Linked DNA regions of Homo sapiens: regions 1 and 3 are each linked to region 2. The links are chromatin contacts, found by Hi-C in ENCODE. All regions are on one chromosome and are shown on one strand. Each heading gives the region's core, a stretch centred on a gene start or an enhancer-like site at or near the end of the contact. The rest is flanking DNA. Distances are from core to core; before and after follow the strand shown. Region 1 holds the start of TNKS2-DT (TNKS2 divergent transcript). Region 2 holds the start of EXOC6 (exocyst complex component 6). Region 3 holds the start of HELLS (helicase, lymphoid specific).

Evidence for each region. Hi-C counts contacts between places; a loop is a spot of excess contacts on that map. Pooled maps may share reads with other maps.
Region 1: a loop to region 2 is called in a map of CD8-positive, alpha-beta T cell, with 7 times the contacts of the local background. The contact joins the promoter of TNKS2-DT here to the promoter of EXOC6 in region 2. A Hi-C loop is called at or near these places in 2 of 168 maps with a recorded cell type or tissue (CD8-positive, alpha-beta T cell and naive thymus-derived CD4-positive, alpha-beta T cell), 1 of 37 single-sample maps with no recorded cell type and 15 of 50 pooled maps.
Region 3: a map of CD8-positive, alpha-beta T cell shows a loop between it and region 2 (18-fold over the local background). The contact joins the promoter of HELLS here to the promoter of EXOC6 in region 2. A Hi-C loop is called at or near these places in 2 of 168 maps with a recorded cell type or tissue (CD8-positive, alpha-beta T cell and naive thymus-derived CD4-positive, alpha-beta T cell) and 7 of 50 pooled maps.

What each region holds. Positions count from the first base shown.
Region 1 is chr10:91,795,677-91,800,132 of GRCh38, reverse strand. It overlaps TNKS2-DT (TNKS2 divergent transcript), which reads left to right and starts at 1,842. Exons shown (of 2, transcript NR_108071.1): 1 at 1,842-1,896. TNKS2 (tankyrase 2) reads right to left here and starts at 1,707. Exons shown (of 27, transcript NM_025235.4): 1 at 1,244-1,707. The coding sequence starts at 1,442. RefSeq lists a silencer at 1,339-1,748 and an enhancer at 1,829-1,998.
Region 2 is chr10:92,847,022-92,851,593 of GRCh38, reverse strand. EXOC6 (exocyst complex component 6) reads right to left here and starts at 3,074. Exons shown (of 22, transcript NM_019053.6): 1 at 2,960-3,074. The coding sequence starts at 3,060. RefSeq lists silencers at 2,628-2,967, 3,108-3,257.
Region 3 is chr10:94,543,735-94,547,910 of GRCh38, reverse strand. HELLS (helicase, lymphoid specific) reads right to left here and starts at 2,123. Exons shown (of 22, transcript NM_018063.5): 1 at 1,959-2,123; 2 at 1,413-1,534. The coding sequence starts at 1,989. RefSeq lists enhancers at 1,194-1,817, 1,818-2,442, 2,980-3,029, 2,443-3,067 and a silencer at 2,190-2,269.

The sequences.
Region 1 (4,456 bases), core at 593-3,092, 1.1 Mb after region 2:
AAACTTTCTTCTTTTTAAAAGACTCCCCAATGGAAATCCAACAAAGGTGCAATTGATCAAAAAAGCATACCTCCTGGTAGTATTTACATTTAAAATCTGGAACAGGTTAAAGCGAACAAATCTCCAATTGGTAGAAAGTGTAAAAGTAATATCTGTGAAAGAGGAAATATTTCTCACTGCTCCTTTTCTCTTCATCAATCTAGCCCCAAAAGAACAGGAGTACTTTAAAAGGTATTCCCCGATTTTTCAAAAAATTGTTTTAAACAATCATGAAATACACAAAACAAAAAACCAGGATTGTCAGAGGTAAGAGGAGGTACTCCCATTTTCAATCACGCATGACTCACCTGAAGTTAGAAACAGTCATCATCTTTCCTACAAGTGAACAGCATGCATGCTTTATGGGAATAAGCTGAATATCCCATCTATGGCTCTTTTAAATTTTTCGACTAAATTTAATATGCTTAAATCATAAAGTGAACCTAATAAATATTAAAATAATGTAATTCAAACGATCTAAATTTCAGAATGAAGCAAGGTTAGTCCCAACTTAAATTCTAGATTCAAGCTAAAGTACTTGCACTATCTTTTCTCTTATACTACCACTTTCCGCCCAACTTGTATGTGTGTGTGTCTAAGGCTTCCCGCACCCAGCCTAAGTCAGGTTTCAGTTCTCCCAAACTTGCCTATTTCCCGTTCTAGTCACTCCAGAAACTTGGTAATGATTGGCTATTCTGATAAACCAATTAACGCTAATGTGTCAACGTCCTATTAAGCTACTCCTCCTAAATTACATCCTTGTATTTTACAAAGTCCTTCAAGACCTTAACCCAAATGGAACTTGCAAGAACGAAAAATTTTGGAGGTAACTGACCTTTTAAATCATAAGGTCTATCAACTACGTCCCCTACTCTTTCTTGTGTGTAGAGGCCTTCTAGGGTAACAAGACCGGAAGTTGGTACAGGTATTGTTGATACTGTAAAACAAAACAAAGCCAAAACCCCAAACCACCCCCAACACCTGGCAAAAAAACCAAACCAAGACAAAACAAAAAACTTCCAGCGAGTGTGGCACGCTCACCCTACCCCTAATCTCCTTAGTCCCCACTGGAAGAGAGCGAGATCACCAGGACCAGAGTCCTGGAGAAAGGTCGGGAGGCGGAGGAGCACTGGTTTCAGACCTGTGGGCCCCGGCTGCGCAGGTGGGGTCTGGAGCGAGGCGAGGGGACGCTGGCCCCGGTTACCTGCGGCGAAGTGCAGCGGGGTGGATTTCCTGCCCGCCGTGTCGCGGCTGTTCACCTTCTCAGGCGTCACCAGCCTCTTGACTCGTTCCACGTCCCCGTTGCGGCACGCCTCGAACAGCTCTCGGGCGGCCGGCTCCACGGCCTCGGCCGCGGCGCTCGCGCAGGCCGCTCCCCCGCCGGCGCAGCGGCGACCCGACATGATCCTGGCCGCCGCCACAGCCAGCAACAGCGCCAGCAACCGGAGCAGGAGCCCCGGCCCCGCGAGCAGGAGGGCGAGGCCCCCCGGAGAAGACGCGCTCAGGGCCCGGGCCGCTTGGCTCCCTGCTGTCACCGGATCCGGCGCAGTCCCATGGCCGCGCCCACGCGCGCCCCTCGCTGGGCTCCCTGCCCCCCGGCTGCCCCGCGGCGGCGGAGGCAGCGCGAATCCGCCGTCCGGGTCCTGAAACGACGCGGCGGCGGAAGCTGGCAAGGCCCCTCCTGCCAGCTCCGTCCAGCCCCGGGAGCGCACGTGACGTCGTCCCGCGCGTGCGCAGTGGCCGGGCACCGGCTGGGCAGGTTTCGGCTAGCGAGGCGGCGCGAAGGGTTTGTGGGAAATGTGAGGCGAGAGGCTTCGGCGGCGGGAGAAGGGGCTTCGTCCCACCGCCATCTTTGCGGTGGGTTCTGCTGAAGCCGAACGATCCTGCATATTGTGTTTTTTGTTGTTGTTGTTTTAAGCCCTGGGCTTTCCAGGCTGAACTTTCTCACTACCATTACACTGAAAAAGAGCCCTTGAAAGTTTTGCTCGGATCTTGCACATTCTTTTGGAAGTCTTACTGTGGAAATTGTCCGTGTTTTCAGCTTCCACATCCCTTTCTCCTGGGAGATTTCTTTTCCGTTTTTTTTACTTTGTCTCTTTTCTTTCCTCCGCAACTGCTTTGTTGTTGTTGTTGTTGTTTCTTGTAAACCACTTCTCAAAAGTGAACTAGTTGCCGTTTAATAGAAGTTTGGATGAACTGCCCCCAAAATAAAGGAAATCCGAACAGTCATGGAAGTTGACTCCAATTGGAGGGATGGCTCTGATCAATTACTCTTTCCACAGTAAGTTATTAGCTCAGGATTGATTAGAGGAACTTTTTGTAAATCAATATTGTACCTGACATGCCTAAAGTTTGGATACACTGAGCATACGCATCTCCAAGAAAGTTTTCTGAGTTATAATCTTTTTCTTTGACCAACAAACAAAAGAAAAGCATATAATTGATTTTCATGCTTAAGATACTGGTGTAGTTTTACACGATAATTCCCCACTACACCCCCTTGTCTTAAACTGAAAGAAAGGTATGCCTATACATACATTTTACTTACAGAAGATGATACATGTTGACCTTTGCCATTCTGAAAAGCATCCCCCCCCCAACCTCCTACCTTAACCTGTTTTTCAGGAAATCCAGTTTTTGTTGGGGAATGTTGACTCACTACAGTGCTAAAAGAGGATGTACACTTTTTTGAGCATTTTTATACATATGAAATTGAAGTTATGGTGCTTATCAATAACATGAACATGCATGAACGAACCTAGGACTAGAACACTACCAATATGATTGCGTTTATCATTTTTCTTCCCATAAATCTGCTATGGTGATCTATGATCAGTGATAAGTTGAAATCACTGTTGTAATTGTTTTGAGGCACCACAAACCACACCCATAGAAGACAGCAATCAATCAATAAATGTGTATGTTCTGACTGCCCCACTGACAGGCTACTCTGCCATCTCTCTCCCTCTCCTGGGGCCTATCTGTTCCCTTAAACACAATAATATTGAAATTAGGCCAATTAAGAACTCTGCAATGGTTTTCTAGGTGTTCAAGTGAAAGGAAAAGTTGCGTATCTCTCACTTTAAATCAAAAGCTAGAAATGATTCATCTTAGTGCAGAAGGCATGTTGAAAGCTGAGATAGGCCCCCTTGCACCAAACAGCCAAGTTGTGAATGCAAATGAGAAGTTTTTGAAGGAAATTAAAAGTGCTACTCCAGTGAACACATGAATGATAAGAAAGTGAAACAGACTTACTGCTGATACGAAGAACGTTTGAGTGGTCTGGATAGAAGGTCAAACCAGCCACAAGATTTCCTTAAGCCAAAGCTGAATCCAGAGCAAAGCCCTAACTGCCTTCAATTTTGTGAAGGCTGAGAGACCTGAGGAAGTTGCAGAAGACAAGTTAAAAGCTAGCAGAGGTTGGTTCATGAAGTTTAAGGAAAGAAGCTGTCTTCATAATATAGAAGTGTAAGGTGAAGCAGCAAATACTGATGTAGGAGCTGCAGCAAGTTAACTAGAACAGGGGTCCCCAACCCCCGGCCCTTGGACCGGTACTGGTCCCTAGCCTGTAAGGAACAAGGACGCACAGCGTGAGGTGAGCAGAGAAGGTGCAGGGCGGGGGATGGAGGCAGGGTGGGGATGGGCGGGGAGTGAGCATTACCGCCTGAGCTCCACCTCCTGTCAGATCAGCAGCAGCATTAGATTTTCACAGGAGCGCAAACCCTATTGTGAACTGCACATGTGAGGGATCTAGGAATTTGAGGCTATGGTGAGCTGTGATCATGTCACTGCACTCCTCTACAGCTTGGGTGACAGAGACCCTGTCTCTGAAAACAAACAGAAAAACCAGCTTGAATGGATGAGGAGTTACTTCTTATGGAGCAAAAAAAAATTTTTTTCAGATGGAACCTACTCCTGGTGAAGATGCTGTAAAAATTTTTGAAATGACAACAAAGAATTTAGAATGTTACTTAAACATAGGTGATAAAGCAGGAGCAGAGCTTGAGAGATAGGCTCTATTTTTTTGTTTGTTTTGCCATTAAGTTTCAACACCCAAATAGACTCTAATTTTGAAAGCTCTGTGGGTAAAATGCTATCAAACAGCATTGTATGCTACAGAGAAATCTTTTGTGAAAGGAACAGTCAATCGATGTGGCAAATTTCATTTTAGCTTCTCTTAAGAAATTGCTACAGCCACCCCAACCTTCAGCAACCATTATCAGTTAGCAGCCCTCGATATCATTGCGGCAAGACCCTCCAACTGCAAAAAGATGACAAGTTGCTGAAGGTTCAGATGACTGTTAGCATTTTTTAGCAACAAAATATCTATTTTTAATTTTTAAAATTGTTTGAATTTTTAATTTTTTGGGTACATCACAGGTGTATATATTTATTGGGTATATGAGATATTTTGATA
Region 2 (4,572 bases), core at 1,825-4,324:
ACTGCAACCTCCGCCTCCCGGATTCAAGCGATTCTCCTGCCTCAGCCTCTCGAGCAGCTGGGATTACAAGCGTGTGCTACCACACCCAGCTAATATTTTTTTGTATTTTTAGTAGGGACGGGGTTTCACCATGTTGGCCAGGCTGGTCTCAAACTCCTGACCTCAAGTGATCTGCCTGCCTCGGCCTCCCAAAGTGCTAGGATTACAGGCGTGAGCCACCGCGCCTGGCCCTGTTATTTTTAATTTGTATCGTCTCCTTTTCTACCCCTAAAGGTTTATCAATTTTACAGTCTCCTCAAAGAACCAGTTTTGAGTTTCACTGACTTTCTGTATTTCTGTCTCACTGAATACCACTCTGATCTTTACCATCTCCTTTCTTCCACTCTTCTGAATTTCATTTGCTCCTCTTTTCCTAGTTTCTTAGGCTAGGAGCTGAAGCCATTCTTTTCTAGTAGAGGTGTTTGGTGCCATAAACTTCTAACTATTTCTTTAGCTGCATTCACAAATGATATGCTGTGTTTTCATTTTACTCAGTTTAAAATACTTTCTAATTTCTCTTTTGATTTATTTTTTGTGTGTTAGTCAATGACCAAATATTTGGGAATTTTCCAGATAGTTTTTGTTTTTTTGTTTTTTTTAACTACTGATTTCTAATATACTTCTGTTGTGGTCAAAGAACCATGTTATATGTCAGGGCCTGCGGAAAGTTTATCACGTGCTTCTCAGGAAAAGATCAGGCTGAAAAATCCCGCCGCTGAGAAAAAACAATATAAATAAAATGATAAGTCTACAGGCCAGCTAAAAGATAATTAGGAAATAACAACAAAAATTAATCTTAATACTAAAATATTTATGAATAAATTGATGTCTTGGATTTCCTTCAAAATAATCCAAGATGATAGGGAGTAGATAAGGGAAGAGATCAAACAAGACTGGCCAGGGAATGAATTGAAGCTAGATGACAGTTCATGGTGGTTCATTACACTATTTTACTTTTTTAAACATTTAAAATTTTTCCATAATAAATGGTTTTTAAAAATGCAATATTAACACTTCACTTCGTGAAACCTGAAAAAAAAGGGAAAAAATAGTAGTAGCTTAAACAATGTTCAAGAGAAAAGACTGCTAGCAGTACCCTCTATATGTGTGCAAAAAGCGTCTGCTTATAAATGAGACACAAATATACATATATATGGGATAAGTATGAGTCACCAGGGATTGCTAAAGAAAAGAGAGTGGGTTCAAACAAAATGAGCCAGTTGAAACAACTGCCCAGCAAAAAAGAACAGAATAACACTATGAATACACATATTCTGTTCCTGAGTGTCCCAAAAATCTCTCAATATATTTCAAATTTTTCTTCTAAGTTAATTTCATCTTTTTTCAAGGACACTACCTAGCACATTTTCCTAAGATGAAGCACCTCCTTCATAACCAGTACTATTTTCACAAATAAACTACTCTAGTAACTTTATCACACACTGCACTCTCAGTTTCAAGATGCAGTGATGAAAACAAAGCTTCCTTTTAATCTTACTTCTTTCATTACCAAGTATACAGTTTATTAAAAGAAATAATAATGTTGGAAAATTAAGGAAATGCACTAATTATGCATTATCATATCATAGCAGAAACCTTATGTGACAAAAATTTATAACATGCCTACCACATGCTTGGTGTTAGGGATACAGTAGTGAACAAATAGGCAAGGTCCCTAATGTTCTGAGTTTCCTGGGCATCTGAATACTCTCCCCTCCCCATTCTACAAATAAGGAAACCGAGATCCAGAGAGGTTAAATAATTTTTTTCCATGACTGCACATTTCATCAGAGGCAGAATTAGGGCAAAACAAGAACCCAGGCCTCCTGACTCTTAAGGGCAAGGTGTATTTACATAACTTGAACTGGCTTCAATTTACACTATATTCACAGGTCCACAAACTGTACAGCGCTCTATTCTAGGAAGTGTATTCTGAAGAATACTAATGATAAAGCATAATCAGTCTCAAGTTCCCTAAGTGAATAATAACTTCATTTATCATTATTATCACTCCAAAAGATGAAACCTTATATGTAAAAGGAACTTATTCTTGAAGACAGTGCCTAACCTAACCCATGGCTCATTACGTTGCCTGGCTAATAATATTCTATTGGAACAGCAGGTACTCAGTTTGGCATGGAATATGCATTACCTAGTACTATTCTTAAAATGAATGGGGAGGAACTCGATTTAAACGGAAAAATTAATGCAATTTTAATGAAATGTTTGTAAATAAGTAAAAGCTGTTCTGCCTCCAAAGCAGCTTAGATCCCGCGAGCGCAGGGTCACCCTAGCGTGTTCCCAAGCAGCAAGCAGCTGCTCTCCTCCAGCCCACGCTCTCTTCTCCAGCCCACGCTCTCTTCTCGCCCACTGCGGCCGCGCGGGGGAGTAGGGGGAAAGCGGGCCGGCGTCTCCCGCTCAATTTCAATTCTCCCACGCCCGCGGCAGCCCGGCGCGCCAGGCTTTCCACCCGCGCGCGACCTGGCACCTCCGTCACGCCGGGTGCCTGCTGTCGACCCTAGCCTGGCATGCCCGCGGCCGAGCAGCCCTCAGCCCCACCACGAGCGAGACGGGGGCAGGCCCCAGAAGTGTCCTCGGGCCCGGGGGCCGCAGCCAGGAGGAGAACGCGGGGCCGCAGCGCGGGGCCCGGGGTTAGAGACCCTGCAGCAGCCACACCCACCGGCTGCGGGGTGACAGCTACAGCGGTGGAGGCAGGCCGCGCCGACAGGTGCAGCCGCCTTCTCGGTCCCGCCCGGGTACCGGCTAGAGTTCCGCCACCCGCGAGCGCCCCCGCCCGCCCCCGCGCGCACCACCTGTCGGGGAGCTTCGCGCGCGGCCGGCGGCGGACGCCCCGCCCGGCTCGTGAGGAGCGGCCGGCGTGGGGCGGGGGGCCGAAGTCCCGGTGGGATGAGATCTTTACCGGAGGGTGGGCCCCACACAGGCGGTGTCGGTGCTCTCGATCTCCTGCAAGATCCGCTCGTGCTCGGGGACGGTGCCCAGACTCTCGCTGTTCTCCGCCATTTTGGCTGGAAGCTGAGGAGCCAGCGAGGCGCGGCGCCGCGGGAACGACGGGGGCGAGCTCCAAGTGGCGCGAGCGCGAAGGGGCGGGGCGGGGGCGGGGCGCTCGGGCCGGCGGCGCGGGGGCGCGCGGAACGCCGGGCAGAAGGCGCGCGACCCGGTTCCCGCCCCCGCACCTGCAGGAGTGAGCGGGGGCTGTGAGCTGGGGCTACGGGCGGCGGCCGGGTACCCAGCTGGCCTCCTGCCCTCTCTCGCGACTAGTCCCTCCTGGGCGTCTTGTGCCTGGCCTTTGGGCTTTAACATATCTCCTTGTCTTCTGTGTGTGCCACACCCTGTGCCACACGCGGGGGTACCGTAGTAATCAGCAAGGTGGACACTCAGATCATCACCCTGAATCTGTAATAAGAGCCACGGGGACATTTAACAAGGGCCTGATGTACTCTGGGTCGTGGGGAGTCAGAGAAAGGAAAACATGCACTCACGAAAAGCAAAATTGCATGTGATAGTAAGATTTATTTTAGGAACGAATAAAGATCCCAGTTGACCATGAAGACCGCTCCAGGTGGATTCATGTCCCCGCCTGCAAGAAGTCCACAGCGGCCAGTCAACTTGGAAATAAATTATAAGCGACATAAAAAATTAAATGATGAGAAGTTAAGACACTTGATGGCAGAGATACCAAAAAAAAAAAAAAAAAAAAAGGCCCAGGGCGATGTGTAATTCATACCAAAGTCCGTGAACTCAGGTGCCCCCAGGTCAGAGTAGCTGGGTTGAGAAGGGGTGAGAGCTCTTGAAAGGGGGTTAGCAGCAGGGAGGTGGGAGAGAGAGGCAGGGAGGCTTGGACAAAGGTATCAGTGTAGAAAAAAGTCGTGCTTAATGACATGTTTGTGGGACACTGAGTAAACCAGTTTGTCATGATCAAAGCAGGGAGGAAGGAAGACTAAACAGGAACAGAATGGAAACCTAGCCTGAGGAACAACTACTTTCTGCTCTACATTAATCCAGGGCTTTGAAAAGCTTCCCTTTGAGTCAACCAAGCTCTTTATCCAGCTGTGTAACTCACTCACCCTTAGTGAGCTTTTACTTGAAACCTACCTCCAGCCTCCTCCCCACAAACATCCTGGGAGGTGGTATTGTGCAATAGTTAGAGCATGAGCTCTGAAGACCAGTGTCCGAAGACATTAATTCTTGGATTAATATCACTTGACAGCTGTGTGACATTGGGCAAGAACCTAGTTCTTTTATATGTCAGTTAAATGACTGTAAATGACAATGGCAGTGTCTGCCTCATATTGCTGTCCCATGGTGTATGAGTTTTCCATTGTTGCTTTAACAAATCACCACAAATTGAGTAGCTTAAAATGACTCAGACATATTATCTTACAGTTCTGTACGTTAGAAGTCTGTCACAGGTCTCACTGGGCTAAAAATCAAGGTGTCAGCATGTCTGTGTTCCTTGCTAGAGACTCTGCGGGAGAATTTGTTTCTTTGCCTTTTCCAGCTTCTAGAGGCCAC
Region 3 (4,176 bases), core at 874-3,373, 1.7 Mb before region 2:
AACTGGTTATAGTCAACCAGAGATCATCAGTAATAACGGAAGGAGTATTACTGGAGTGGAACTATAGCATGGTAGTTAAAAAATGTGCATTCTAGAACCACATGGCCTACACTGGAATGTTAGCTCTGCCATTTACCAACTGTGGCACCCAAACAACCTCTATGTGCCTCAGTTTCCTCATCTGTAAAATAAGATGACTAATAAAACCTATTTGGTTGTGTAGTTCAATAATAGCAATTGTTTATACTAGTAATTAAACTAGTAAGTTTAATAGCAGTAATAGTAATAATGAACATCTACTTTACAGAATAGTTGAGGATTCAATGAGTAAATACATATAAAGCATTCAAAACAATGCATGACTCCTAATAAATGTTCAAGAAGTATTAACAATGCTGACAAAAAAATTATTGTTGACATAACAGGGAACCAACGGCCTCATTACTCGTTTTTGGAATGCATTATTTTCCAACTTAAGTAGTTTTATAATCATGAGTTAATTCACTATTATTAAGGACAGAAATTCTGCAGGCAGCCTGAGTTGAAATTTGACTTCAACACTTACTATGTGCCCTTCTCCCTCAGTTTCTTCATTTGTAAATGAAAATAACAAAAAATAACCTATATCATAATATCGGTAGAGTTTAATAAATTAATAAAGCACAAGAAAACCACGTACTAGGCAGTACTTAAGAGTCAACGATCATTCTTTTTCTTGCATATGAATCAAGCAGCAGGGTGGGGCTTTAGAATAAACAAGAATTTTTCAGGTTAAAAACTGTTTTTAGTAACTTACAAAATGCTCTCTACAAGAAAACTACAGCAACTTGTCATTGAAAAAGTACGGCACATTTTTAGCTAAAGAATCTTATGTAGCAATACACAGGCCATGAAACCAAAAGAAAAACAAACAGCAAGTTGATCACTTAGGTGGAAAACAGCACTACAGTATAAGGAAATCATTAGACTTGGATTCCAGCCCAGCCTTTGATTGATGCTAACTTCTCCTGCCCTCAGTCTAGTACATTACTTCTGCAGGTTTTAGCGATTCCTGTTTGCCATGAGACATACATTTAAGGTAATTTTTAAAGGAAATAAGGATGACAAACGAAAAAACTCACTATGGACTTTGAAAGACTTTTCATGGCTAAACAAGCAATCTGAAATGCTCATTTAAAAGTGATGGGACTACCAAGACTACATCTCATAGAAACACACCATTCAAAGCACTTGCGAAAGGATTCTCAAAGGCAATATCTGTAAACATACAAAAAAGACAAGTAATAAAGCTGTTTTCTTTCAGTTATTAAAAAGCCCACTAAATAGGAAAGCAAAGAACACAAACCACACCTCCGGGTTAAAGCCGAGGTTACCACAGGCTTTCACGACGACGAACCTGATGCCTAAATTACCTTTTCCAGCATCTTCCGCTCTCTCTCTAGTCCAGCAGCTTCAAGCTGTTCTTCCTCTTCTAGCATGGCCGGGGTAATCACAGCAGTGTCCAGTTGTTCAACCATTGCTGGAGCCTCCGAGCCTGACGGGGGAGAAAGCTTTCAAATTGCAGTTTTAAAAAAATTACCAACTACTCAACTCCAACAAGAAACAGCCTTTCTCCCACCCGAGATGCACTGGAGCAAAAGCTGAAGACCGAGGGGACGCCAGCATCACCTCTCAGAAGACACCGTAAGTCTTCACAATGTCTACAAGTCGCCTGGACCACAGTTTACAACTCGGGATGCTCGGGAAAATGCAGTTGCCTATGTGAAATCTTCACCGGCATGCTAATACGTGCGATTCCGGGGTGTCCTCCACTCACCGTTGCAGTTTCCCAACCCTCCTTTCCTCCTCAGTCCCTGCCCGGGGTCGGCTCCCTCCCCGAAACTCCGCCGCAGCCTCCATGCTTGCCCACCTCAGCCCCGCAGGCTGCCACCCGCGCCCAAAAGGTTTTCCTCACTCACCGCCGCTGCCCGCGGGCCGTTCCGCTGGCATGCCTGGACACTCACCCGGGAACCGGGTCCCCTCCTCTCAGAGCCTGCAATGCCGCGAGCTAACTCCTCACAACCGCTGCCGGCCCAGCCTTCTAGCCAAATCCCCCGCCAGGGAAAAAAGCGCGCTTCTCCTTCGCGGGAAAATCCTGTCATCTCGCGATACCTTACATTCCCCACCCGCCCTCCCGCCCCGCTGCGCGAGATTTGGCGCAGCTTGCGGTTTTCGTCAGGACTGACCTGTGGCAACCGTAAACCTTTACCTGGACCTCTCTCAGGAGGAAACTGGGTCCCGCTGCCGAACTCAGCCTGTAACTATCCTGTGAGATTGGGCGAGGTGGCCGATCGTGGAGAACCCAGTTTCCTCACATATCTGGTTCCGAACTACGCAATTAAAGTTTGATAGTGCTGTTAATACTTTGCAAGGCGCCTTCCAACGCTGGCTGCTGTGATTGAGCACCCGCTAGCCCATGATCCTGTAGGTAGAGACGTCTGCGTATCTGCACGAGGATGTCAGAAACAGAAACATTTTTATAGGGCCAGCCTCGCCGCACCCGCAGCGCGCGGCTCACATCTTAAGTGAAAAATCCCCCAAAATGACAAAGAGGAGGGCTTTTTTGTGGGTGGGACGGGAGAGAGAAGGAACAGGAAATTAAGATTATGACTGGGTTAAAGAAAGCTGTTTAGGATAAGGGCAAGCTGAAAGAAGTGATGGACCAAGCGGAGTGGCCAGCAGAAGGAAGATTCAGGAAACCAAACAGGATTCATTCATTCGAGTGGGCAGTGAAGGAAGGAGCGGAGCTTTTCTTGTCCCTGGTTTTCACTTCAGCTTTCAATTCCTCCTTTTCTTGTTTGCATTCCTTTTCAACTATTTCCTTTGTCTCCCTCTCCAGGGCTCCCTTTCCCACCTCCAATTTCTTAAGATGTATGGCATTAAATATACCTACCATGTAACCACCCGTTTCCTTCATTTTGACTCCCACAACTTGTATGATTGTGTCTATACAAAATTTAAGAGTTTACAAGCCGGGTGCGGTGACTCACGCCTGTAATCCCAGCACTTTCGGAGCCCAAGGCGGGTGGATCACGAGGTCAGGAGTTCAAGACCAGCCTGGCCAAGATGGTGAAACCCTGTCTCTACTAAAAATACAAAACAGCCGGGCACGGTGGCAGGCGCCTGTAGTCCCAGCTACTCGGGAGGCTGAGGCAGGAGAATCGCCTGAACCTGGGCGGCAGAGGTTGCAGTGAGCAGAGATCGCGCCATTGCACTCCAGCCTGGGCAACAGGGAGAGACTCCGTCTCATAAAAAATAGAAACGAAACCTAGTCTCTATATTTTATTTTATTAAGATAGGGTCTCACTCTGTCGTCCAGGCAGGAGTGCAATGGCACGATCTCTGCTCACTGCAATCTCCACCTCCTGGGCTCAGTTGATCCTCCCACCTCAGCCTAGCAAGTAGCTGAGACTACAGGTGCGTGCCACCACGCCCGGACATTTTAGTGTCGGACATTAGCCCATTCCAGGCTAATTTTTGTTGGTTTGGGGTTTTTGTGTGTTTTTGTTTTTTGGTAGAGACGGTTTTTCGCCATGTTATCTAGACTGGTCTCGAACTCCTAGGTTCAAGGGATCCTCCCAACTCGGCCTCCGGAAGTGCTGAGAGTGCAGGCGTGACACATTGTGCCTGGCCCCTACAAACATTTCCAAAATTAGCCGGCTGTGGTGGCACATGCCTGTGGTCCTAGTACTTGGGAGGCTGAGGTGGGAGAATCACTTGATCCCAGGTGGTCAAGGCTGCAGTGAGCCGAGATTGTAACACTGCACTCCAGCCTGGGTGATAAAGCTACACTTTGTCTCAAAAAAAAAAAAAAAAAAAAAAAAAAAAAAAACCATGGGAATAAAGGGAAATCTTGAGTTGCTTCAAGGGAAATTCCAGGAACCTAGCTAGCCCTGACAAGTAAATAAGCAACTTGATAAGGAAGAAGGTAATGGTAGCCTAAAACAACAGCCCAGGAAGTTAGATTCAGGAGATGTTTGGTTCCTTTATAAAAACTAGAGATAATATCTTAACACATGTCTCTGAGTTGTTTTTTAGAAACCCCAAGCGCCACCAAACACATGTGCTGGCACTCTGCTGCCTCATTTGTTCTAAATTTATTCCTAGGGGCCTGGAGGAGGTCACACACACAAGCAG